Regions from separate parts of the Homo sapiens genome. Here region 2 is linked to region 1. The links are chromatin loops, found by intact Hi-C in ENCODE. Cell type or tissue: adrenal gland. All regions are shown on one strand. Links, peaks and the distances in the headings refer to the core of each region. The heading gives the core; the rest is flanking DNA. Region 1 holds the start of LOC124902612 (a long non-coding RNA gene). Region 2 overlaps CD81-AS1 (CD81 antisense RNA 1).

The links. A loop is a pair of places that touch in the nucleus more often than their neighbours do. Peaks named below come from ENCODE experiments on the same cell type or tissue, not always from the same donor. Only the 100,000 strongest peaks of a DNase experiment are listed, where the experiment ranks them.
Region 2: it touches region 1 in a loop (2.0-fold over the local background); 55 of 110 quality-filtered maps call a loop at or near these places.

What each region holds. Positions count from the first base shown.
Region 1 is chr11:2,309,614-2,321,630 of GRCh38, reverse strand. TSPAN32 (tetraspanin 32) reads right to left here. Exons shown (of 10, transcript NM_139022.3): 5 at 7,876-7,977; 6 at 7,060-7,146; 7 at 5,319-5,402; 8 at 4,964-5,055; 9 at 4,106-4,287; 10 at 3,427-3,768. The coding sequence ends at 3,707. It overlaps LOC124902612 (a long non-coding RNA gene), which reads left to right and starts at 7,144. Exons shown (of 2, transcript XR_007062552.1): 1 at 7,144-7,241; 2 at 7,828-9,166. RefSeq lists an enhancer at 8,468-9,073. In adrenal gland, for the core only: no CTCF peak of the experiment used is centred there; DNase peaks (open chromatin) are centred at 6,530 and 6,627; H3K27ac peaks cover 1,341 bases.
Region 2 is chr11:2,360,060-2,372,076 of GRCh38, reverse strand. The region is part of intron 1 of CD81-AS1 (CD81 antisense RNA 1); the gene reads left to right. LOC105376520 (a long non-coding RNA gene) reads left to right here. Exons shown (of 2, transcript XR_930983.2): 2 at 1-602. Among named protein-coding and RNA genes, the nearest start is that of CD81, 11 kb to the left of the region's middle. RefSeq lists an enhancer at 11,206-11,994. In adrenal gland, for the core only: no CTCF peak of the experiment used is centred there; no DNase peak of the experiment used is centred there.

The DNA of each region.
Region 1 (12,017 bases), core at 2,078-10,077:
TTTTTCAGTCTATCCCAACATATAGAAAACCATAAAGGTGGTTTGCTCTCACCTGGGAGGGACAGCAGCGTGGACCTGCCTTGGGATTACATGAATAACCTAGCTCTCAGCCACAATTTAGCCCATGTGGACCTTGACCGTCTCCCCAGCCCACAGGACATTGGGCTGATATGACCTGGAGGTGAGGAAGTTGTAGGTTGCTTTAACAAAAACCATGAGTGGCAGGGTGAGAAGGAAACCCTGTAAAAACAGAGACTCCTGCTTTCTCCTGAAGCTCTCTCTGGGGTCCAACGAAGCCGGGCATGCCTACTCCGTGGTGGTGAAGGACCAGTCCTGCACCCTGAGTCATCCGTGCGCAGCACTCTTTGGAGGAAACACAGCCTGCATTTGGGTGTGTGCTTCCCCTGTGTCCAGGCACGCCAGGGGTGGCCTGCTTTCTGCAGGAGGCACAGCCAGTGACGATGCCCATGTGGTCTTGTTCCTGTGTGGACTGAGCCACTCAGTTGTGACCCAGGGACCTAAGGGTCCTCTTGGGGTCTTGGCTGACCAAGGCGCCCTCGGAGCCTGAGCCAAGCCATGGTGGAGGCCACAGTGCCCGTCGAGGAGAGCAGAGTTTGCCCTCTGTGTCCAGGACCTCTTCTCGCTTGGATATACAGCGCTCGGTTTCCCCTGGGCCTGGGTGGAGACTGAGCCCTGTCTATGGGCATCAGGTGTAGTCTGACCTGGGTGTTGTTTGTCTGCTGAGTCCTGTAGCTGGACAGGCTGGGCATACTGTCAAGCGCATGGGGTACTGTACTCTAATAAGGTTCTTGGAACCCGTGGCAGACAGGCAGCCTCTGCCCCAAGGGAGCTGTTGCTGCCCTGAGGCAGACATGGAGGGGAGGGGAGCCGCCGTGGCCCAGCCACAGGGACTCAGCTTACCAAGCTCTTCCAGACACCCCTGCACTGCAGCCGATGCCCGATCAAGGTCAGCAGTGTGCCGTCCCGCCCCGCAGAAGCGCACCACATCTCATGGGAGACCGATTGGTCACCTGGCCAAGGGCTGACTGGCTTTGGACGCCTTCCTTCATGGAGAGGGTCTAGCTTTTCCCAGGGACGAAGGGAGGACATTTAGTGCGGAGGGGACAGAATCATTTAGGAGCACAGCTGGGAGATGCCACCGCAAGACTGCAGTGAAGTCCTATAGGATATGGCCCTGCTCCTTGATGCTCCCCCACTGGCACTATTTCCACTTCATGGGGGGCCACACCCCCCTATGGAGGTTAGAAGGGCCCCAACATTCCTTCTCTCTTGTTAGCCAAGCTACATTAGGGCCTCAGCCTAGGCTGGGCCAACTTGGTGTTCGACCCGGGACTTAGAACCTTCAACAAATTGTGCAAACATTCAGGGACATCTTCCAGCTGTGGTCTTAAATGATCCGGTTCCCCTCTCCTTGCTAACTGTCCTGTCTTCATCCCTGGACCGTGCAACTATGAGATGATGGGAAAGATGACTGCACTTAACCCTTCTTGATCTGGACCCACTCCCCTCCACTAGCACTGCTTCCTCCGGCACCGGCACTTTCCTTCCCAGCCTACTGCCTGCTCCTGCACGTACTGCTGTTTCCAGCCAAGGCATCGCCTTTACAGCCAAAGGACAGGGCAGTGGGGAGACCCCATGGGATTCACTAGGGTTCCATGTACCCTGTCCCTCCACAGGACCCACCCCTGTGGGATGGTGATCTGGCTTCTCAGGACCACTCAGGATTATTTAGGAGCTCAGCTGGAAGATGCCACCACAAGACTGCAGAGAGTCCTACAGCATATGACCCTGGACCCTGGTGAATGGTGCCGTTCCCCTAAACCAGAATCCACAGGCCGGGGGCCTACGGGTGAGAGTGAGGGCAGCACTTATGGTTGGAACATTCACAAAAGTTTACCTCTTGGCCCTGTTAGTCCTTACTCTTCTAGTTTGGAGATTTATTTTAATTTATTTATTTTATTTATTAGCATTTATTTATTTAGTTAGTCATATATGTGTATATATGTATACACACACACACACACACACACACACACACACACATATATATATATATATTAAATTTTTTTTTTTTTTTGAGATGGTGTCTTGCTCTGTCACCCAGGCCGGAGTGCAGTGGCGCAATCTTGGCTCACTGCACCCTCCACCTCCTGACTTCAAGTGATTCTTCTGCCTCAGCCTCCTGAGTAGCTGGAATTACAGGCACCCACCACCATGCCCAGCTAATTTTTTTGTACTTTATTTATTTTTATTATTTATTTATTTATTTGAGATGGAGTTTTGCTCTTGTCACCCAGGCTGGGGTGCAATGGTGCGATCTCGGCTCACTGCAACCTCTGCCTCCTAAGTTCAAGCGATTCTCCCGCCTCAGCCTGCTCAGTAGCTGGGATTACAGACGCCCGCCACCACACCTGGCTAATTTTTTTTGTATTTTTAGTAGAGATGGGGTTTCACTATGTTGGCCAGGCTGGCTTTGAACTCCTGACCTCAAGAGATCTGCCTGCCTCGGCCTCCCAGAGTGCTAGGATTACAGGCGTGAGCCACTGCCCCCCGCCTATTTGTTTATATTTTGAGACAGGGTCTCACTCTGTCACCCAGGCTGGAGTGCGGTACCGTGATCATGGCTCACTGCAGCCTCGACATCCTGGGCTCAAGAGATCCTCCCACCTCAGCCCCCTGAGTGGCTGGGACCACAGGTGTGTGCCACCATGCCTGGCTAATGTTTTCTTTTTGTTGTTGTTGTAGAAACAAGATCTTGCCATGTTGCCCAGGCTGGTCTCAAACTCCTGGCTTCAAGCAGTCTCCTGCCTCGGCCTCCCAAAGTGTTGGGATTACAGGATTGTTGGTGGGAGATGGGGCCACACACCCTCTATGGAAGTTAGAAGGGCCTTGACATTCCTTCTCTTTTGTCGGCTTCATTAGGACCTTGGCCTAGGCTGGGCCAACTTGGCGTTCCACCCAGGACTTAGAATTTTGAGCAAATTGTGCAAACATTTAGGGACCATTAGAGCTAATTCGTCATCAACGTGGTCTGAACGTCCAGTAAGAGTGGGTGTGGCAGGCAGAATATCTAAAATGCTCCACGCTTCCCACTAAATGTCCTGCCTTAATCACGGACCATGTGGCTGTGAGATGATGGGAAAGCTGATAAGATTTCTCTTTCAAGAATTCTGACACAGGCTACAACACGGATGGACCTTATGGACATAACAGTAAGTGACATAAACCAGACACAAAAGGATGAATCCTGTGTGACCCCACACATATGAGGTTCCTGGAGCAGCTGAATCCATAGAGACGAAAAGTGGATGGTGGGTGCCAGGGACCGGGGCAGAGAATGGGAGTTGGTGTTTACTGGGGACAGAGGTTCAGCTTGAGAAGATGGAAAGTTCTGGAGATAGATGGTGGTGATGGTTGCACAACAATGTGAATGTATTTAATGCCACAAACCATACACTTAACAATGGTTAAGATGGTAAATTTGATGTGATGTATATTTGACCACAATTTGCTCAATGCACCATTGCTGGTTTGAAGGTGGAGGGACCACAGGACCAGGGACAAGGACTTGGGAACCTCAGTCCTACAGCCATGAGGAGTTGACTTGTCAACAGCCTGAATGGTCCTGGAGGCAGATGCTTCCCCGGAGCCTCCAGGTGAGAGTGCAGCCCACCAAGGCCTGACGTCAGTCTGAGAGACCCCGCTCAGGGCACCCACTGAGCCCACCGCGACTTCTGCCCTGGAGAGCTGCGAGATCATAAATGGGCACTGCTTGCAGTCCTTACATCCATGCTGCTTCTTACGCAGCATAGAAAACCAGTGCAGCTTGTGTCTGGGTGGAGCCCTCCAGGCCGTGGGCCACCAGTGTCTTGCAGTCTGCCCTGGGCTGCTGCCTCCAGTGTGGTTTCCTTTGTGCTTGCTCCCAGCCCGTTCCCATGGAGGGATTTGGTGAGCTACCCCTTACCCTTGCATCTGTTCCCAATGGAGCCTGGCTCTCTGGCTGGGCCTTCACTCCCTTCCCTCCTCACAGCTCGGACCCTCCCCTCAGGGATCCCATGAGGGCTGACAGCAGGGGCGTCTTCACCTCTGTGGGCAGCCAGGTGGCAGGAGAGGGGCAGAGGCGCAGCATCGCTCTCCTGCAGCCACCGAAGACTACCCGAGCATCCTCTTGGACCAATAGCAACTGCTTCGGAGTGGAGACAATGTGTGGGTCCACCCTGGGAGCATCTCAAGAGGCTGGGCTCCTGGGGCTGGCGGCCACATGCTCTGAGGAGCAAGGGGATCATGGGGCTGTGGTGGAATGTTCTACAGGGGACCTGTGAGGCTATTGTGGAATGTTCTAGAGGGGATCATGGGGCTGTTGCAGAATGTTCTGGAGGGGATTATGGAGCTGCTGTGGAATGTTCTAGGGGGACTGTGAGGCTGTTGCAGAATGTTCTAGACGGGACTGTGAGGCTATTGTAGAATGCAGAGGACCCAGGGATGAGGGCTTGGATGGCCAGGAAGAGCAAGTGGGTGGGTTAATGGGCATGGCAGGCAGAGACGGGCCAGGCTCCGTGGGGGCAGGAAGAGCTGCCTGGCTGTGGGTTGGACCCTCCCTGCCCCCTAAGCATGAGGAGCTCTGGGGTATTCAAGCACAGAGATCCTGGCCTGGGGCTATAACCTGGAGGCCCAGAAGCATCCATCTCCAGGTCTTGGTAAGGCCTGGGGGTAAGCAAAGGGGGGTCCCCATGTGGGCCATGGGGTGCGGTGCATTGGGTCTGGAAACTCTCCAGGTCTCCCACCCCACCCTGGTGCTCAGCCACCCCCAAAGCGTTTCCTCTACAGTGTCAGCCTGGGGCTTGGTCCCGGGGCTCCCTCCTAGCAGCTGGCAGAGCAGATGCCTCTCGAGCAGAGCTGGAGGACCCTTCCAGAGGGTGTGGGGGCAGGCAGGGGGCCCTACCGTGGGGTCAGGGTGTATTTGCCCTTGCGGTCCAAGCTGCAGCCACAGCGGATGGCAAACCACAGGAAGGAGCTGAAGAGCAAGGCGGACACCTGGGAGGGAGACACCCGCGGCTGCCCCACTGCCCCAGGGTGCGGGCGCCCCTCCCCAGGAAGCATCAGGACTCTGCAGTGTAAGGGGGCGGCCCAGCTGTAGGAGGCAGGCCCTGTCACACCAGAGCAGCTCCCTGAGGTTGGCAGCCAGTGAGGCTCAAGACCAGAGATCCTGTCCCGGGTCACCCTTCCATCTGAGTCGGGGGCTGGGCAGGCTGAGGGGCAGGAGGTGGGAAGGGGCAGTGAGGGAGGCGAGAGGGTACCGTGAGGGCCAGGCCGATGCTGGTCAGGCTGGAGGCGACCTGCTGGTGTGTCCTCAGGAAGCTCCGGATGCCCTGAAGGCAGTCCTGTGAGAGGGCAGCAGGCATGGTACCCGCCCTGAGCGGCCCTCCCTGCCTGGACAAGCGGCCTCTGTGGGGCCATGGAGCTGCAGCGCCCACCTAGGCCAATGCCAGGGCAGCAGGGCGGCGGGTGCGGCACATTCCTAGGAAGCCCCCAGGGCTCTAGGGAAAGGCAGCACGAGCAGGTGAAGCCCAGTGGGACAGGGCTGGCCTCTGTGGGCACTCTGGCACTGCCCTGGGCCCGGCCGGTGCCGTCTCCCAGCTGTCCTGAGCGTCCATGTTGGGCCACACGTTGGCTCCCCTGGGCCGGGCCACTTCGAATTCACTCTGGGTTCCCAGCATCCAGCCCAGGGCCGGGCACAGCACCTTGGTGACCAGAGGGTGATGGCTAACAGGGAGGGCAGGAAGCCAGCTGGTGGAGGGGTGTGAGGGGGGTCCCCGCACAGTCCCAGCTTCCTGGTTCCATCCCAGGCTTCCAGTGCCACCCCAGGGCATGGCACCCAGAGGCATCTTTTCAGAAAAGGGAGGTGGCAGGCCTGTCTCTGAACCCTGGAGATGATGGCAACTGGGGCGGCCTGTGGAGGCCTCCGCAGGGTCTCAGGGCTCACCCTCCTGTCCCCCGCAGGCAGGTCTGCCTCCCTCCCGCCCATGCCAGCCCATCTGGGTGGCTCCGTGCCTGCCGCCTGTGCTGGCTCTTCCGGCTCCCCAGGAGGCTTTGCAGTCGGGCCCATGGCCCTGCCATCCCAAGGGTGCTCGAGGCAGGCCCTCGCTCCTGCTTTTCAGTCGGGGGCCTTTTCAGTCTCTCCTTGGGTGGCACAGGGGTCCTGACTGTTAGCCCTGCCCCCAATGCCGCTGGTCCCTCCCCAGCACCATCCTCAGCGCCAGCCCTTCTGCCCTCAGAGCCTTGGCTGTGGCTCCACCCCTCACCAGGCCTCCAGCCATTTGCTCTCCTCCCCTCTGTTTCTTGGAGGGTCGCCAGGTGCCTCCCACTGTGAGATAGGGTGGGTTTGTTTCCAGGACAGTAGGGGAGGGGAGCGGGGAGGGGAGCAGGGAGGGGGCAGGGTGGGCTGGGGGAGGGCTGCCGGGCACCAGGAGAAAGAGAGGAGGGCCCAGTCTCTCCCAGGGCCCTGGGGAGGAAAGGCTTCCTGGCCTCGGGCCCCGCTCTGTTGTTGCTGAAGCCCTGGCCACACCCTGGCCTACTTCTTCTCCTCTGAGTGCCCTTCAACTCCTTCTGATGCCCCCCAGGACGCCTGCACCCTTCCCCCTAGACAGAGCCCACCACACCAGCCCTGCAGCCCTTGGCACAGAGCCCTCATGGGTGCACTCCAAGAGGCTTCTGTGGACTTAGCTGGCCTTGGGAAGTCCCCAGGCTGGAACTGGCTTGAAGGAGTGAATGGCGCATGGGGCCTGCGTCCAGCTGGGCAAAGGGGCCTGTGTTTATGTCTTGAGCCCAGCCTGGCCACCCAATGGGCTTGGCGTACCATGAACCCTAACTAGCCTCCGATCACATCAGAACCTTCCCTGAGCCCTTCAGCGGCAGTTCCCAAGGGTCTGGGGAGGCCAAGGGGTGGGGTGGGAGGATGGCCCTGGGTCTTGGGGTTGGGCCCCAGGGTGTCCAGCCCCCGAGGGTCTTGCCTGGCCAGCATCCAGGTCCCCCCCTCACCTCTCTCGCCGCCTCCTCTCCCTGACACAGGTCAGCCTCTGTGCTCCCCAGACGGCTGAAAGGAGACTTCTTCCCACAGCACAGAAACTACAGGAACAGAAGGGAGGGAGTGGTGATGTGCTCCCGAGACCCCAGGAGGCGGGCAGCACATATGGGGAAACTGAGGCACCACAAGTATCCAGGTGGGGTTCCCTGCAGGCCAGGGCTGGGGCTACTGGTATTGCAGCTGCTTCTGCTGGGGCTCCAGCCATTGCACAGCCGGGCCCTGGTAAGGGGAGCTCTCTCAAGCTGCGCTGCCTGCCTGCTGGTGACAGAACACCTGCTGGAGCCAGGCAGCTTCCCCGCCCTGTTCACAGGGCCTGTGCGCTGTATGTGCTTTTATTTTTTCTTTTCTTTTTTTTTTTTTTTTAAAGTAGAGACAAGGTCTCCCTATGTTGCTCAGGCTGGTCTCGAACTCCTGGGCTCAAGCAATTCACCTGCCTCAACCTCCTCCCAAAGTGCTGGGATTACAGGTGTGAGCCACTATGTTCGGCCCCGTATTTGCTTTAATGCTCTTGAAATCCTTCAGTGTTTCTGAATACAGGGCCCTGCCCTCTCGTTTTGCACTGGGCCTCGAGAATCTGGTAGGCGGCCTTGTCCTGGGCAGACAGAGGGTGGGAGCTTTTTGCCCCCAGCCCTGAGGGGCAACTCTGGCCTGTGTCCTGGAACCCCCTCGGTGCCTGGCCAGACCTCTCACTGGCCACCCTGCGCCTGTTCTCTGAACTGCAGTCCAAGCAGAAGCTGACCGCCCTGCCACCCAGCCGTCCCCACGCTCACCACGTCCTGGATGGCCGCCAGCTCCTGCCGCCGGACGTGGGACGTACCTTTCATCGCCTGCTCATATACCAGGTCGTAGGTGTCCAGCATGGCGTCCTCCACCTGCACCGAGAGACCACAGGGAGGTCCTGGCCCTGGTGGGAGATCCGGGGACACAGCCCCCTCCCCACGACATCCCAAACGCTAGTGGGCCCTTAGTGCTGAGTGACGTCCCAGCACTGCCCTCCTTGTAGCAGGTGGATCTCCCCAAAGCGGAACCTGGGTCCCTGGGCAGCCAGTCACAGTGCTTCCCAACATCAACGATGGGGCCTTCACACAATGGCCGTCAGAGTGGCCCTCCTGCCCCCAGAGGGTCCCGCAGGATAAAGCAGAGGCCAAGCTCTGCGTCCGCCTCCGCTGTGGTCTTACAAGGTTGGCCCACAGAAGTTTCCAGCACGCTACTGTTGACCCGGAAATGGGGGATGGGGCTGGGCCTGGTGGAAAAGGCTTGAGAGACCCTGTGCCAGGACCTCAGCTCCCAGAAAGCTTGGGGATTCTAGATCTTTCCCAAGAATCACCCGGCTGCCTTCTGGAAGCCCGGGCAGCTGGGCTCCGGGTAAGGCTTTTGACCAGAGAAGCCTTGGGCACCTGAGGCCAGATCTGGGTGGACGAGGCCACTGTGGGGCAGGGGGTGAAGAAGGTGGAAGGTGACGGGGCCTGGCTGGATGTGCTGCCTGCGCTCCACACCTCACCAACACCTGGACCTCATGTCTCCACCCTCCTAAGCAAGATGCTCTCCCCTGCCAAGTTACTCCTTCAAAGACAAACTGGAATCTCGCCTCCTACAGGAAGGCTTCTGTGACTGCTCCAGGAGTCGCTGGTCTCCTGGCACAGGGCGAGGCCCTCTTTGAGGTCCCTGCCCTCTGATGTCTCCTTCCTGCCTCAGAGGCCCTCAGTTCTCCCCCAAATGCCATGCTGACAGTCAAGACACATGAAGGGGGTGCTCAGCAGCTGCCCCAAAGGGCTGGGGGAGGATGGAAGCCCCAGGCCCGCTCTAGCCACTCACACCTGCCCTCCAGAAAGGAAGGGTGGCTTACGGCGGTCCTCATTGCACTGGGGCCCAGCCCCCGTGGCAGGCCCTGACAGCGGCCAACTGGGCGGGCAGTGGGCAGTGGAGGCTCTCGGTCAGCCCTGCCCAAGCCTGGAGGCCCCAACAGGAGTCAGATGGACTTTCCAGGCCAAACTTGGCTCCTGACCCTAATGCATCCCTCCCATTGATGCTAATAAAAGTCAGACCACTCTCCGTGAGTCATCCCCGACTCAGCCAGCCTTGTCCTCCCCGCAGTGCCCAGGGGCGGGCAGGCACCAAGCTGGCCACACCACTGTCGGCCAGGGCGGGGGCCTTGTTCAGCCTCAGCGTCTGTGAGTGTGAAATGGGGGTGGAGTCTGGCCTGGCCATTGTGTCCTCGTGGGTGGAGGTCCTGGTGAGGACTGGAGGCCCAGCGGAGTGGGCCCGGGGGTTGGCTCGGACCTCCCCTCCTGCTTCCCTCCCAACTCCAATGACTGTTCCCATTGTCAGGCGCCTGCCATGGCCCAAGGAGGACAAAGGTGCCTCTGAGGCTGTGAGCAAGGTGTCATTATTACCACAGCATGGGCGAGAGTGACAACTCCTGCTAGTGGCTGAGGGGCCTGCTCTGCCTGCCCTGCCTGGCTCTGCCTGCCCTGCCTGCCCTGCCTGCCCTGCCTGGCTCTTCCTGCCCTGCCTGGCTCTGCCAAGCAGCTCTCCCCACGACTGGGGAAGCAGAGCTCAGCGAGGTAGGCCTCCTACCCCAAAGCCGGTTGTCTGGCCCTGGAGGGCCCTGGAGGCCGGGCCGGCTGCTCTCCACGGGGCCTGGGCTCCTAGGTGATGCTTCACCGTCTGTCTCCATTCCAGGCTCTGGGGGCTCTGAAGGAGCCTGGGGCCTGTGTTTCTCAGGACACCTGGGGGAAGGTGCTGCCTGACAGGTATCAACGCACTAAGCTCCGTCTTCCGGTGCCCGGGGGCTTTTCCCCATGACCAGATCTTCCCTGGTGTCTGCCTGGGCTTGGCGACCCCATCCTGTGTCTGCTGAAAGTGCTCAGGAAGGTACAGACAGGTCCTGAACGGCAGGTGGGGACCAGGAGCTGCAGGAGGCCTGTGGACCAGCCCCACAGGTACAGAGCTGGCTCTGGCCTGAGCCCACTCGGCGGCTGGAGGATCCAGGGAGGGTAGTGGCTCCAGGGTGGGGCAGACTGTGAGGACGAGGCTGCACCCCACACTGCTGTACTTAATTTGAGCATGAATTATTCCCGAAGCAGACTCGTCAGGGCACAGGGGGAGGGTTAAGGCAAAGTGGCTCTCAGCCCTCGAGGAGAACGTAATTAATAGCCCTCAAGCTCCACATTCATCCCTGAAGCCCGGTCCACGCCTCCTGCCCGCATGAGCATCCCAGGGAAGTGGCAGCCAGGACTCCCTGGGGCAAGAGTTGGGGAGGTGGAGGGGCACCCCACTTTCAGCTCTGGGCCCGGGTCTGTGGCCACAGGGCACCACCAAGGGCATGTGGCTGGTCCCTTCCCTCCTCTGTCCTCTGCCTTCCCATCCGCAGGGGCACCACATGAGTCACCCTGACCCTGTGTTCAGGACACCTCAGTGGCCCTGTGGGGAGGGACAGGGGGAATGGGTGAATGGGCCGGGCTGGGCTCTGGGCCCCCGGCTCTCACCTCGACGTTTCCGGTGCCAACAGCTTGGGGCCTTTGGCCTTTGCCACTGTCTAGGCTGCCAGCAGGACTTTGTTGGACAGGGAGCCCAAGGTTGAAGCCCATTCGGCTCTGGTGGGCCCTGAGGGTGGAGGGCAGGAGACGGGATGTGCAGCCGCCCCTCCTGCTCAGGGCCCGGGCCCTGGCACCAAAGCCACTCCATCCACACCCAGGACAGCTTCGAGCAAGTCCCACGTCCTGGAGGACCAGCCTGGGCAACGGGGCACGGCAGGAGGCACGCAGGTGAGGAGGAAGAGTCTTTGCACACACCTGGCCATTCCCACCCATGCAGCCCCTGGATCTTGGTGCTCCCTTCACAGAAAAGGAAACTGAGGCCCAGGAAGTTAAAGTGGCTTGCCCAAGGGCGGCCCAAGGACACTGACTTCATATTCAGAGCTCCTTCACCCAGGCCACCTCCATGGCCACCAGGCCTGACACAGATGATGCCAGAAGTCAAGACCCACTGGGAGGGGCAGATGGGGACCAGAGGCCCAGGAGGAAGCCCCAGTCCCCTGCCTGGGGTCAGGCAAGGCCCTGAGAACTGACCCCTGAAGGGCAGCTGGGCGCACGGGCCAGACAAGGACCATGTGTGTGGGGGATGCTGCCTGGGGCTGGGACAGGCCATAGGTGAGCCCGGCTGGGGCATCTATCTTCTTGCACCCCCTTCCCTTCCTGGAGAGCAGGCCCCAGCTGCGTTCTGTCCTGTGGCCCCTGTATGGCCCCCTCCCCTCCAGAATTGTGGCTCCACGATCAGAGCCATAAACACACAGAAGCATGGGGCATGGGCCGCAGCTGCCCCAGACGAGCCCGGGGAACCCTGGCAGCTGTCTTGACCTCGGCCACCCACACTGTGACCCAGACCTCAAATGAGCCAGACCACCCCTCAGTGGACAGGAAACGTGAGGCCGAAACACGGACCTGGCCCAGCTCACCACCCTGGTAAGACTCCTGTGCCAGTCCTCAAAGCCACAGCCCTCTTCTGGGGGCTCAGCCCCTCTGGGATCCTTCTGGGCCTGATAAAATGGTGTTTCTCCCACCTGGTTCAGGCGGTTCCTCCCAAATGATGCCAGGGGTGGGTGGGCACTTTGGGGCCAAGAGCCTTTGTCGTAAGCCTGGAGCCCCCATCCAGCCCCGGCACTGCCAGGGTAACCTTGAGCTCCCCCCACCCCCAGAGGGCCTGAGTCCCCCCATTTGCAAACCACGGTGGGGACCACCACACTCAGGCTGCCAGCACAGCTCAAGAAACTGCACAGCAGGCCCCCTGCAGAGCTCAGCCAGAGGACCTGCCTGCTACCAGCCTCGGTATCTCTCATGGCCAAGCCTGTGTTTGAGGGCCCTGGGCAACCAGGCACTTGAATACACGAGGCCACTAGGACTCCAGCTAGGGC
Region 2 (12,017 bases), core at 349-8,348, 52 kb before region 1:
AACAATGGTTTTTAATATACACTACCAAAAGCACAGGCAACAAAAGAAAAAATAGATAAATTGGACTTGGCCAAAGCTAAAAACATTTGTGCGTGAAAAGACACCATCAAGGAAGTGGAAAGACAACCCAAGAAATGACAGCAAACATTTGTGAATCATCTATTTGATAAGGGACTAGTATCTAAACATGTAAAGAACTCTAACTTATCAACAAGAAGACAAACCACCTACCTTTAATGATGGGCAAAGGATTAGAATAGAGCTTGCTCCAAAGAAGATGTACATATGACCGATAAGCTCATGAAAAGATGTCCCCATCATTAGTCATCAGGGAAATGCAAATCAAAACACAGCGAGATACCACGATGCACCCATCAAGATGGCTATAAATAAAAGAGACAGACAATAACAAGTGTTGGCAGAGGTATGGAGAAATTGGAACCCTCCTTCATTGCTGGTGGGAATGCAAAATAGTGCAGCCACTTCGGAAAACAGACTGGCCGTTTCTCAAAATGCTAAATATAGAGTTTCCATAAAAATCAGCAATTCCAGTCCTAGATATACGTGTGTGTGTGTGTGTGTGTGTGTGTGTGTGTGTGTGTGTGTGTGTATCCAAGAGAAATGAAAGCATATGTCTGTATAACAATATGCACATGCATGTTCATAGCAGTACTGGTTTGTTTTGTTTTGTTTTGTTTTGTTTTTTGAGACAGAGTCTTGGTCTGTTGCCCAGGCTGGAGTGCAGTGGCGCGATCTTGGCTCACTGCAACCTCTGCCCCCCGGATTCAAGAGATTCCCCTGCCTCAGCCTCCTGAGTAGCTGAGATTACAGGCACGCATGACCGTGTCTGGCTAATTGTTGTATTTTTATTAGAGATGGGGGTTTCACCATGTTGGCCAGGCTGGTCTCAAACTCTTGGCCTCAAGTGATCCGCCTGCCTCATCCTCCCAAAGTGCTAGGATTACAGGCATGAGCAACTGCACGCAGCCAGCACTAGTTTTAATAGCTAAAAAGTGGGAACAATTCAAATGTTCATCAATGAATAAATAAATAAACAAAATATCGGTCTATCCATACAGTGGAATATTATTCAGCCATAAAAATGAATGAAGTACCGATACGAGCTACAACATGGATGAACTTTGAGGGTATGATGCTGAGGGAAAGAAGCCAAACCCAAAAGACCATTGTGATACCATTTTTTTCAAGTGTTTAGAATGGGCAAATTAATGGAAAGTAGATTGGTGAGTGGCTGCCTGGGGCTTCGTGGACTGGGTGGGGAGTGGCTGCTAACAGGTGCCTACGGGGTTCTGTCTTTGGGATGTTGAAAATGTTCTAAAAGTAGGCAGTGGTGATGGTTGCACAATTCTGAGACTACTCTAAAGTCACACCAACTAAGTCTACAGTTTATGCTAAGTTTTATGTCATAAGAATTTTATCTCAATAAAGGTATAAAAGACCTTCCAAAGGCCAGGTGCAGTGGCTCACGCCTGTAATCCCAGCACTTTGGGAGGCCGAGATGGCCAGATCATGAGGTCAGGAGATCAAGACCATCATGGCTAACATGGTGAAACCCCGTCTCTACTAAAAATACAAAAAAATCAGCCTGGCACGGTGGCGGGTGCCTGTAGTCCCAGCTACTCGGGAGGCTGAGACAGGAGAATGGCTTGAACCCAGGAGGCGGAGCTTGCAGTGAGCCGAGATCGCGCCACTGCACTCCAGCCTGGGGGACAGAGCGAGGCTCCATCTCATAACAAAAAACAAACAATCTTCCAAAATACCAATAAAACCAACCAACAGAGAAGGCTTCAGATGTGTGTTGCTGGAGGCAGTGGGCTGGGGAGGCTGAGGCTCTGGGCTGGGGAGGCTGGAGGCGGCCACCCTTCGTCAGGGACATATTTGCCTTCCTCCAGTTGGTCTTGAGTTGGGGGCAAAAATAGGTGAACTGGCAGCCGTTAGCCGTGGCCTGAGTCTGTGGCGTGATTGCTACAGAGGTGTGGTTTGGCTTCCAGGCTTCTCAGGGGTCAGAGTTCTACTGACATACGTGATCCGGCCGCTGCCCGCTGGCATGGTTAGTCTTTCCTCCTTGTGTAGAAAGCCAGGATAAAAACTGCCCTATGTCCAGCATTGACAGGCAGGGCTGAGTGCCATCTGGGGCCTGGGGCACATGTGTAGCTATCTTCTCCAGGGGCTCCTGGCTGGCACTATTCTTGCCCAGGGGGCCCTGCCCTTGTAGGGCTCCCAGTGTAGAGGGGGAAAACATGAAATAGTTGGACACGTCAGTCAATTCAAGAATTTGGGGTAGTGACCCCAGCTACAGAGAAACCAAGAGGTAATGGGAAAAGGAATGATTTGGGGCCTAGCAGTCAGGACCAAGCACGCCGGGCAGGGACAGTGCTCTGAGACCTTTGCCTGACACTTGGGGGATGAGGGGGCCCTTCCAGGCCCCGGGTATAGCAAAGGCCCAAGGCCAGAGAGTGTTGGAGGGGACCCTGGGGCGAGGCGGGGCTGGGAGCCTCCGTTACTGCGCGGGTGCTCAGAGGTGTGGAGCCCTGGGGAGCAGGGCACGCAGGGCCCGAGTTGTGCTTTCAAACCTCTCTGGTCGAAGGGCAAGAACAGACCTTGGGGCCAGATGGGAAACAGGGAGACCAGTGATTGCTTCCTGCAGGGGCCAGGCCAGAGCTGACAGCAGCTGGGAGTGGAGGCAGAGATGGCGGAGAGGTCCCAAGAAAAGGGCCCTCTCTGCTTTCAGGACAGAAATAGTTCCCCCTTGTGAGGTTTGCAGGGGGATGCAAGGCTTGGGGGGCAGGGAGGGGAGGGGACCCCAGGGAGGAGGGGAGGACTGAGCACCAGAGGGTGTGGGGTGCTTTCAGGTTCATGCATGCATGCATGGATATGGGGTGAGATGCGGGACTGGGCACACCCCATGGGGTGGGCCAGGGGTGGGAAGCCTGAGCATGCAGTGCCCAGGGGGGTCTCGATGAGATGTCCCGGGGGTCTCTTTGGAGACCCCAAGTCGTGGGATCCCCTAAACTCTCCGGCAGTTTGTGTTGATGGCATGCGGGGTGGGGATGGGAGTCTCTCCCGGCGCTGCAGGGCTCTGGGGGCCTCCCCTTCGTTCTTGCTCTGGGTGGGAGACAGGAGGAAGGAGCAATTCAGAAGCCCGGCAGTAGAGAGGATGCTGTAGGCACAGGCTGAGGCCTGGTTGGCCTCTGAGGGTCCATGATCTTGACCAAGAGCAGCGGGCAGTGGCCAGGCAGGGCCACGGAAGCCCAGGATGGACATCAGAGTGGTGCCCTCCCATGGAGATCTCGTCCCCTCAGAGGATCCCGGCCAGCACCTGCACAGCCTGGCGCACACACTGTTATCATCATGAGGACTCCTGGGTATGAGAAGGGCTGGTGAGGCTCTGATACCATCTCCTCCTCAGGATCCCTGGCAGGCAGCAGAATCCAGAAATCCGGGCTGAGCTGAGCAGGGGGAGTGTGGTTGGGGCCTCCCGGGTGGGCCCAGGAGGCTGGTGGCTATACTCTGTGACTCTGTGGGCCTGGCTTGAGGGGGAAGACAGTGAATAGTCTGCCTATTTACTGTCTCCAGCTGGGGCTCCCCTTTGCTGATGGGGTCCCCTCTCCAGGGTGTCTCCCCTCCACTGAGGGTCTCCTCTCCCTGGACCAAGTGACCCCTGTCTGCATTTGCAGGTTGGGGACAGGTGGGGCTGGCTGGCACCTGTCATTGATTTATTAATAAATCAATAATTTTGGGGGTGGCTGCCTGCTGGAGGTGGGATGGGTGGTGGAGGAGTCACCTTCACTCTTGTCTAAACCCATGAGTTTTTGTTCAACACTGGGATGGGGAAAGCAGCTTGTTAGGACCCTGTTCCCTGAGGAGGGATGGGTGAGGCTGTTGGGGTGAGGCTGTCTGTCAGCCGTGACCAGAGCTGGCTGAGCTACCCTAGGCTTCATGTCCCCAGGTGCAGCATAGCCATGGGACGCCCAGGGGCCTCTGATCCCCTTCCTACAAGCTGTGTGTAGTTTAAAGGGGCTGGGAGTGCAGAAGAGGACGCGGGCCTGCTTTTCCACACTGGCTCCGTTCCCTTCGTGCGGGTGCCAGCCAGGCCCGGCCTTTTCTGGCCAGGGTCACCGTGTCCTGGACCCAGCCCTGACCCCTCCATTCCCTACCGTGTTGTCACCATCCCCTGTGAGGAGGGACCCCTGAGGCCTCTTTCTCCCGCTCTAGAGGCTCTTCCGGACCCCTGATCCTCACAGCCTGGGCCTCCCCAGAGGCTTCTGGGGCCACTGGTTCCCCGTACAAGCTGATACCAGCCGTTAATGACATTGCCTTGTTTACTTCAGCATGAGCTGGGCCACAGAGGGGAAGCTGTGTTGCTGAAGGGGACTCTGAAGATTACCATTGGAGGGGCTGCCTGGCTGAGACCTGAATAAGTGAGCAGTGCCCAAGAACAGAAAGGGGAGGTTGTCAGATGCTGGCCAGCACTGCCTAGCCCCAACCTGCAGACACAGATAGGGCGGAGGGGTCACCCAACCCAGGAAGGGGAGCTCATCTATGGAGGGGAGCCCCCCTGGAGTAGGGACCCCATCAGAGGACCCCGTCAGCAGAGGGGAGCCCACCCGGAGAGGGGACCCTATCAACAGAGAGGAGACCTAGCTGGAGAGGGGACCCTGTCAGCAGAGAGCAGCCTCACCTGGAGAAGGGACTTCATCAGCCAAGGGAGCCCCAGATGGAAAGGAGACCCTGTCAGTGGAGAGGAGCCCCAGCTGAAGAGGGGACCCCATCAGTGGAGGGAGCCCAAGCTGAAGAGGGGACCACATCAGTGGAGGGAGCCCCAGCTGGAGAGGGGACCCCATCAGTGGAGAGAGCCACAGCTGTAGAGGGAACCCCATCAGTGGAGGGAGCCCCAGCTGGAGAGGGGACCCCATCAGCAGAGGGAAGCCACAGCTGGAGAGGGGAACCCATCAGCAGAGGGGAGCCCACAGGGGTATCCAGAGGGAAGGCCAGGTTGGGTATCCTGGGAGTGGGAAGTTGGGTCAGAGGTGAGGCTTTTGCAGCGAGCAAGCTTGTTTCAGGTTGGGAGTGCCCAGCGGGCAGTGGGGGTTGGTGGACGCAGCAGGGAGGAAGTTCCAGGGTCTTTGACAGCGGCTGCTCCCCACTGCAGAGCTGACAATCTCTTGAGGACTCCAAGAATGAACGGATGGCCAAGCCTGGGCCTCCAGTGGGAACAGCGCCACCGTGGAAGAGGAGGGAGGTTGTCCTCATGTAGGGGGCAGGCTGGAGAGACAAGCTTGGGGTGGATGATGGTTTGCTTCTTAGGTGAAGGAAAATGAAGAGCCACCTGCAGCCATCGCTCTGCTCTCCAAATCAATCCTGAATAACTGGGAGAGAAAAACTTAAAAATGAGACCAGTGAATGGAATGGGAGGTGGGATGGGGATGTGGCAGAAGAGGGGGCCGCCCCACTCCTGTTGGACGTGGGGGCACTGGGAGCCACATGCATGCCAGGGACGCCCAGCCCCTGGCCCTGGGCCAGCCTCACTGGCAGTGGCTGGGGACAGTGGGTCTCTGTGCCTCCTCCTCGTCTCTGCGGTCCCTGGCTGGGTGCCCACCCTCTCCCTCATCTCGCCGTCTGCCTTCCTTTCATTTCTTTTTGGCATGGTTCTCTCACTGTCCAGGAAGGAACTTGGCGTCTTGCACCCCAGGCGGGCAGAGCCAGGAGCCCAGCTGACCCAGAAGGGCTCGGGTGGAGTGGGTGGGTGGTGGGAAAGCAGCTGGAGCCCCCGAATGCAGAGCCTGCCCCGTCTGCCGTGCCTGGAGGGCACCCCTCACTCCTCAGGCTCTCCAGAAGGTCAGCTATGGGGGCAGGGTCTGGGCCCATTCTGGACCCTGCTGTATCCCAGGGACCATTTAAATGGGGGCCTGGCACAGACTAGGGGTTCAGTTGTTAAATGAATAAGCAAAGCTCAAAGCCCCCTATGTTCCTTGCCTGAGCCAAGAAGGAAGCCTGGGCCTGGCTTCTGAGTCCACCCACCCTCCTTGTGAGGTAGGAAGGCAGTGGCATTGCATAACTGACCACCTACAGGACCGGGCCACGCCGAGAGGGAGCAGGCGCCTTGATGCTCCTAGATCGTCGGCCAGACTCCCCCTCCCCAGTCCTTGGAGCCTCCTTGCTTCTTCAACCCCTGTCAGAGTCCGTGGGGCAAGGTGAGACTGGGAACACTGTCTCCTCCCCCAGACGTGGCTGATCTCAGCCTGGAGCCCCACCCCAGGGCTGCACAGGACCAGGGTCCAGATCATCAGCCCAGGATGCACGGTGGACTATGTGTGCCCAGCACTCGTGCACCGAGAGACCCGTCTTGTTTCCCATGAGCCCCTCGGTGCTGGGTGCCGGGTGAGAGCATAGCCCTGGTGATCCTGGTGGTCTTCTCCAGACTCTGATGTTTCCTTCCAGTCTCCCGGCCCTCCCCTCAATGTGCAGTGTGTGCGGGTTGAGGGGGCTGCTGTGGTCTGAATGTGTCCCCCATCTCTGTAATCATGATGGACTAACATCATTGTCGTGGGAGCGGGCTCTGACAGAAGGATGAGTTTGGTCCCCTTCTCTCTGGCTGTCTCTCTCTCCCTCTCTTTGCCCTTCTGTCATGGGATAAGGCAGCACAAAGACCCTTGCCAGAGGTGGCCTGTCGATCTCGGACCTCCCAGCCTCTAGGACCAGGGGCCAATAAGTTAGCCAGTCTGTGGTTTTCTGTTCTAACAGCACACGATGGACTAAGACCACAGGCCAAGTCTCCCCAGTGTATCACCATTAGGCCACACCCTGATACGGTTTGGATCTGTGTACCTGCCTAAATCTCATGTTGAATTGTAATCCCCAATGCTGGAGGTGGGGCCTGCTGGAGGTGATTGGCTCATGGGGGTGGATTTCCCCCCAGTGCTGTTCTCGTGATAGTGAGTTCTCATGAGACCTGCTTGTTTAAAGGCATATGGCACCTCCCCTCTCTCCCTCTGGGCTTCCTCCTGCTCCGGCCACGTGAAGTGCCAGCTCCTCCTTTGCCTTCCGCCATGATTGTAAGTTTCCTGAGCCCGCCCCCAGAAGCCATGTGGATGCCAGCACCATGCTTTCTGTACAGCCTGGGGAACTGTAAGCCAAGTAAACCTCCTTTCTTTATGAATTACGCAGTCTCAAGTATTCTTTATACAGTGCAAGAACGGACGAGTACACCCACTTTGTCTAATCCAATCACACTCTGCATGACTCTCCATCAAACTCCACATAAAAATACACGGGTTTCCCTCTTCCCTTGGGTCCTCATTTCTTTTTCCTTTTCTTTTTCTTTTTTTTTTTTTTTTTGAGACGGAGTTTCACTCTGTCACCCTGGCTGAAGTGTAATGGCGTGATCTCGGCTCACTGCAACCTCCACCTCCCGGGTTCAAGCAAGTCTCCTGCCTCAGCCACCCCGGTAGCTGGGACTGCAGGCACATGCCACCATGCCCGGCTAATTTTGTATTTTTAGTAGAGATGGGGTTTCACCATGTTGGCCAGGCTGGTCTCGGAACTCCTGACTTCAAATGGTCTGTCCACCTCGGCCTCCCGAAGTGCTGGGTCCTCATTTCCGAAGGCTCCTATACGAGATGAAACTTATATTGAATAAATGTGTCTGCTTTTCTCTTGTTAATCTGTCTTTTGCTGTGAGAGCCTCAACCATGAACCTAGTGACGAATGAGGAGACAAATCTTTTCTCCTCCAGGTGCTTTGGACATGCTGACGGGTTCTGTGAGGGTCTCACTGTTTAGAGAAGCAGGACTCCCATCACAGGGCCACAGGCAGGGAGCACACCACACCAAAGACAGTGGGACGCCCAGCCGGGCCGGGCTGGGACCCAGGGAAGCCCAGGAGGAGACTGCCCTCTGCCCCACTCGCCTGGGAGCACCTCCCCCGGGGCGTTCTTCCAAATCTGGTGCCTGCCTTGATGTGCTCCCGATTCCTTTGCTCCTTGTCCCAACACTCCCTGTGCAGGCTCTGGAGACAGAGCTCTGATGGCTCGTGGGTCCCCATCACTTTCACTCTTGGCCATGTCAAAGGCTGCTGGTCTGACCCTGAGTCCCTCTGCAGTGCCCCAGGGGTCCAAGGTCCTGTGGGTCAGAAGGAAGGGCCTTGCCCCACCCCACCAGGGGCTGTGGATGGAGCCCCCAGCCAGGGCTGTCATGGGAGGCTGTGAGTGCCCACACCTGTCCAAGCAGCTGCAACTGCGGTTCTTCCTGGAGCTGTATACATCCAGCCCTTTGGGCGTCTGCCCACTCTCCCTCTGGCGGAATGTGACCCACCTGCTGGTCTGATTCCATGATAGGAGAACAAGCATGTTGCAGTCCCGACCTTCAGTGCCTCATATGTGACCTTATTTGGAAATAGGGTCACTGCAGATGTAACTAAGATATGGCCATTAGTATCCTGCTCAGATCTGACCGGTGACCTTAGGAACAGGGGAAGTTGGATGCAGACGCACACACAGGAAGGACGCCATGTGAAGGTGAAGGCAGAGATTAGAGTGATGCTCCACGAGCCAAGAAACACGAGGCTGCCTGGGAGCCCCAGAGGCTGGAGGGACTGGGCAGAGGCTGGAGGGACTGGGCAGAGGCCACCTCGTAGCCCCCGAAGGAACCAGCCCCAACAACAACTTGAGCTTGGACTTGAGGCCCCCAGGGCTGGGGAGATAAATGTCTCTGTGAAGGCTGCCAGACTGTGGCGCTTTGCTGTGGCAGTCCTAGCAGACGACTGCAGGAGACTTTAGTCATGCTTAACAAGCAGCCCCGATTGGTGCAGACCCATCAGAATGGGGCTGGCCACGGCATTGAGTGATGTTCCAGAAGCTGTCTGTCGTGCCCTGCTTGGACCCTGGGGGAAGGAACCGGGGTGGCCTCTGGGGGACACCTGGAGGCTCAAGGTAGGGGTCGTTCAACCAGCATGGAAGCCGTTCTGTGTTTTAACAACCACCTGGGTATGCAGATGCACACCACTCAATATCAGGCCTGTGAGACAAGAAACACCCTCAGGTCCCAGGTGGGCATGGCTTCCATGTCAGCAGAGCTCCAGGCCCAGGCACGACCTTTGGAATTTGTTGCTTGCAAACTGTCTGAGGTTCGGTTCCCCAAGAGACACTGCCAGATAGAGACATGTAGGTCAAGGGTAAAGTGGCAAGTGCTCTTGGGGACAAAGGCTGTGAGAGAGGGAAGGAGCAGGTGGGGGCAGCTGAGCTGTGCTCCACTCGCAAAGAAGGTTTCTGATGATGCCTCGGGTGCTTTTGGAGCTGAAGGGGCCCTTTAGAGAGGCCATGAATTCAGGTGAAGGACCTGACCTGTTGCTTCCTCCATCGACCATTCATTGGGTAGAGGTGGCTTCCAGGGCAGGGAGAAGCCATGGGTGAGGCAGCTGCCTTTGGCTGAGGGCATTTCCTCGGGAGGAGCAAGCTGAGAGCTGTGGGCAGCTGGCTGGACCAGTGCTGTGGTCCCGCTGGGAGGGACGGTGCAGTGCACAGCAGTGAGCATCTACCATAGTCCTCCATGATGTAGATGTATAGATATAGAGACAGATACACGGAATGAGATAGATAAATAAGTACAGATCCATAGAGATAAAGACAGACAGACAGACAGATAGGCAGGCAGACAGTCAGATAGACAGGCAGACAGGCAGACAGACAGGCAGACAGGCAGACAGACAGATAGACAGGCAGGCAGACAGGCAGATAGACAGACAGGGAGGGAGACAGATAGACAGAGAGACGGACAGACAGACAGACAGATTGAGATTACCATAGAGATAGAGATAGATCAGATAGATATAGAGATGTAGACAGAGATATAGATATAGGTAGACATAGATAGAGATAAGTAAAGATACAGGTAGCTAGCTCGGTAGCTAGATAGATAGCTGGATGGATGGATGGATGGATGGATGGATGGATGGATGGATGGATGGAAGAAAGGGGGTTTATGATGGGAATCGGCTCACATGAGTATGGAGACTGAGAAGTCCCATGATTTGCCCTGTCTGTGCAAGCTGGAGACCCAGGGAGGCTGGTAGTGTGGCTCAGTTCAAGCCTGAAGATCTGAGAACCAGGGAGGCCGACAGTGTAACTCGCAGTCAGAGGGGCCACTGGTATAAGTTCCAGGGTCCAAAGCCCAGAGAACCAGGAGTTCTGATGTCTAAGGGCAGTAGGAGGTGGGTGTCCCAGCTCTGGTGGGGGAAGAGAGAGCAAGAGAGCACGAATTCATCTTCCCGTTCTGCCTGGGCCCTCAGTGGATTGGATGGTGCCCTCCCACTTTGGGTGAAGACAGATCTTCCTTATTCAGCCCACGGATTCAATCGCCAGTCTCTCCGGAAATGCCCTCACAGGCACACCCAGAGATAATGCTTTCATGCTCTCTGGATATCCCTTCATCCAGTCAAGTTGACAGCTGAAACGAACCGTCACAAGTTCACTCCTTGTCAGCTTGGAACCCATACACACCTCCTTAAACCGTACTTCATCTCCAAATAGACAGCAGCAAGGTCATGGTTCCAACTAACATGTGATGACTGTCCCGCATACAACCAGACACGCACTGACTCCTTCCCTGGAAGAGGAGGTGAAGTCCTCGAGTGATGTCGACTCTCCCGATATCGCACGACCTCAATACTGTCATGTAAAATTCACGATACCTTGATACTGAGACAAAATCAATAGATCTTATGTTACATGATAAAGGAGTAAGAGAGGAAAGAAAACAGATATTTGCTTAACTTATGTACACATATGCACAAATGCTTTCTTAACAAAATGGAGAGGAAACACTCGTGAAAGTTGCAATCCTCATTTCTGCTACTGGCCAAGCTACAGGAGTACCTGGTGTTTATAACCACTGCCCATTCTGTAGTCCCTTTGCCCTCAGCAAGCACCTCAGCCGGTAGTGGTTCTGTACCTGGCCAGGTGACCCAAGGCCTCAGTGCTTAAGGGTCTCGGCCTTGCTGTAGTTTCCTAAGGAAACTTGCATTGCTGTGCTTTCCCAGGGATTATTTTTTTATTATTATTTTTTATTTTTGAGACGGAGTCTTGCTCTGTCGCCCAGGCTGGGGTGCAGTGGCGCGATCTCGGCTCACTGCAAGCTCCGCCTCCCGGGTTCACGCCATTCTCCTGCTTCAGCCTCACAAGTAGCTGGGACTACAGGTGCCTGCCACCATGCCCGGCTAATTTTTTGGTATTTTTAGTAGAGATGGGGTTTCACCGTGTTAGCCAGGATGGTCTGAATCTCCTGACCTCGTGATCCGCCCGCCTCGGCCTCCCAAAGTGCTGGGATTACAGGCGTGAGCCACCGAGCCTGGCCCCAGGGATCTTAACCACAGGGTGTGGTTACACTTAAAGAAGCCCTAAGGGGCCTCCTGCATTCCCCGTGCTCTTCCGCACCTCTGGTGTGGAGTGCAGTTCGATGTCCCCTGGGTCCTCTGGATCAATCCCCAGCCAGCATCCAAACTCTCTTATCGGCCTGTTGATTCTGAGGCTTGAGGAGCCCCAACTGCCCAGGTGCCACCTTAACTTCCAGTTCAATGGAGTCATTGTTGTGTCTCCTGGTGGCAGCATTCCTCACCTTGGAACCAAGGCCCCTAGGCCAGCAGAGCGTAAAGTCATGGGAACAGGAAACAAAAACACTGCTAGTGGGTCACTGGGGCTGATGGTGGGTGGTGCCACTCCCACTTCTGCCCCTTGGTTCCCGGACGGGTGAATCCTGACTGTGGGAGAGACAGCTCCACATATTGGACACTGATTCAGAGCACGGACAGCCTCCTGGAGCAGCACCTTGCCCCAGCCCTGCAAGGGACTGCCACCCAGCTTGTGCTGGAGCTGTGTCTGCAAAAGCCCATTCCACCGTTCTATCACGCCAGCTGCTTCAGGATGATGGAGAACACGGTAAGACCCGTGAATACCACGAGCATGAGCCCACTGCCACGCTTCTTTGGCTGCAAAGTGAGTTCCT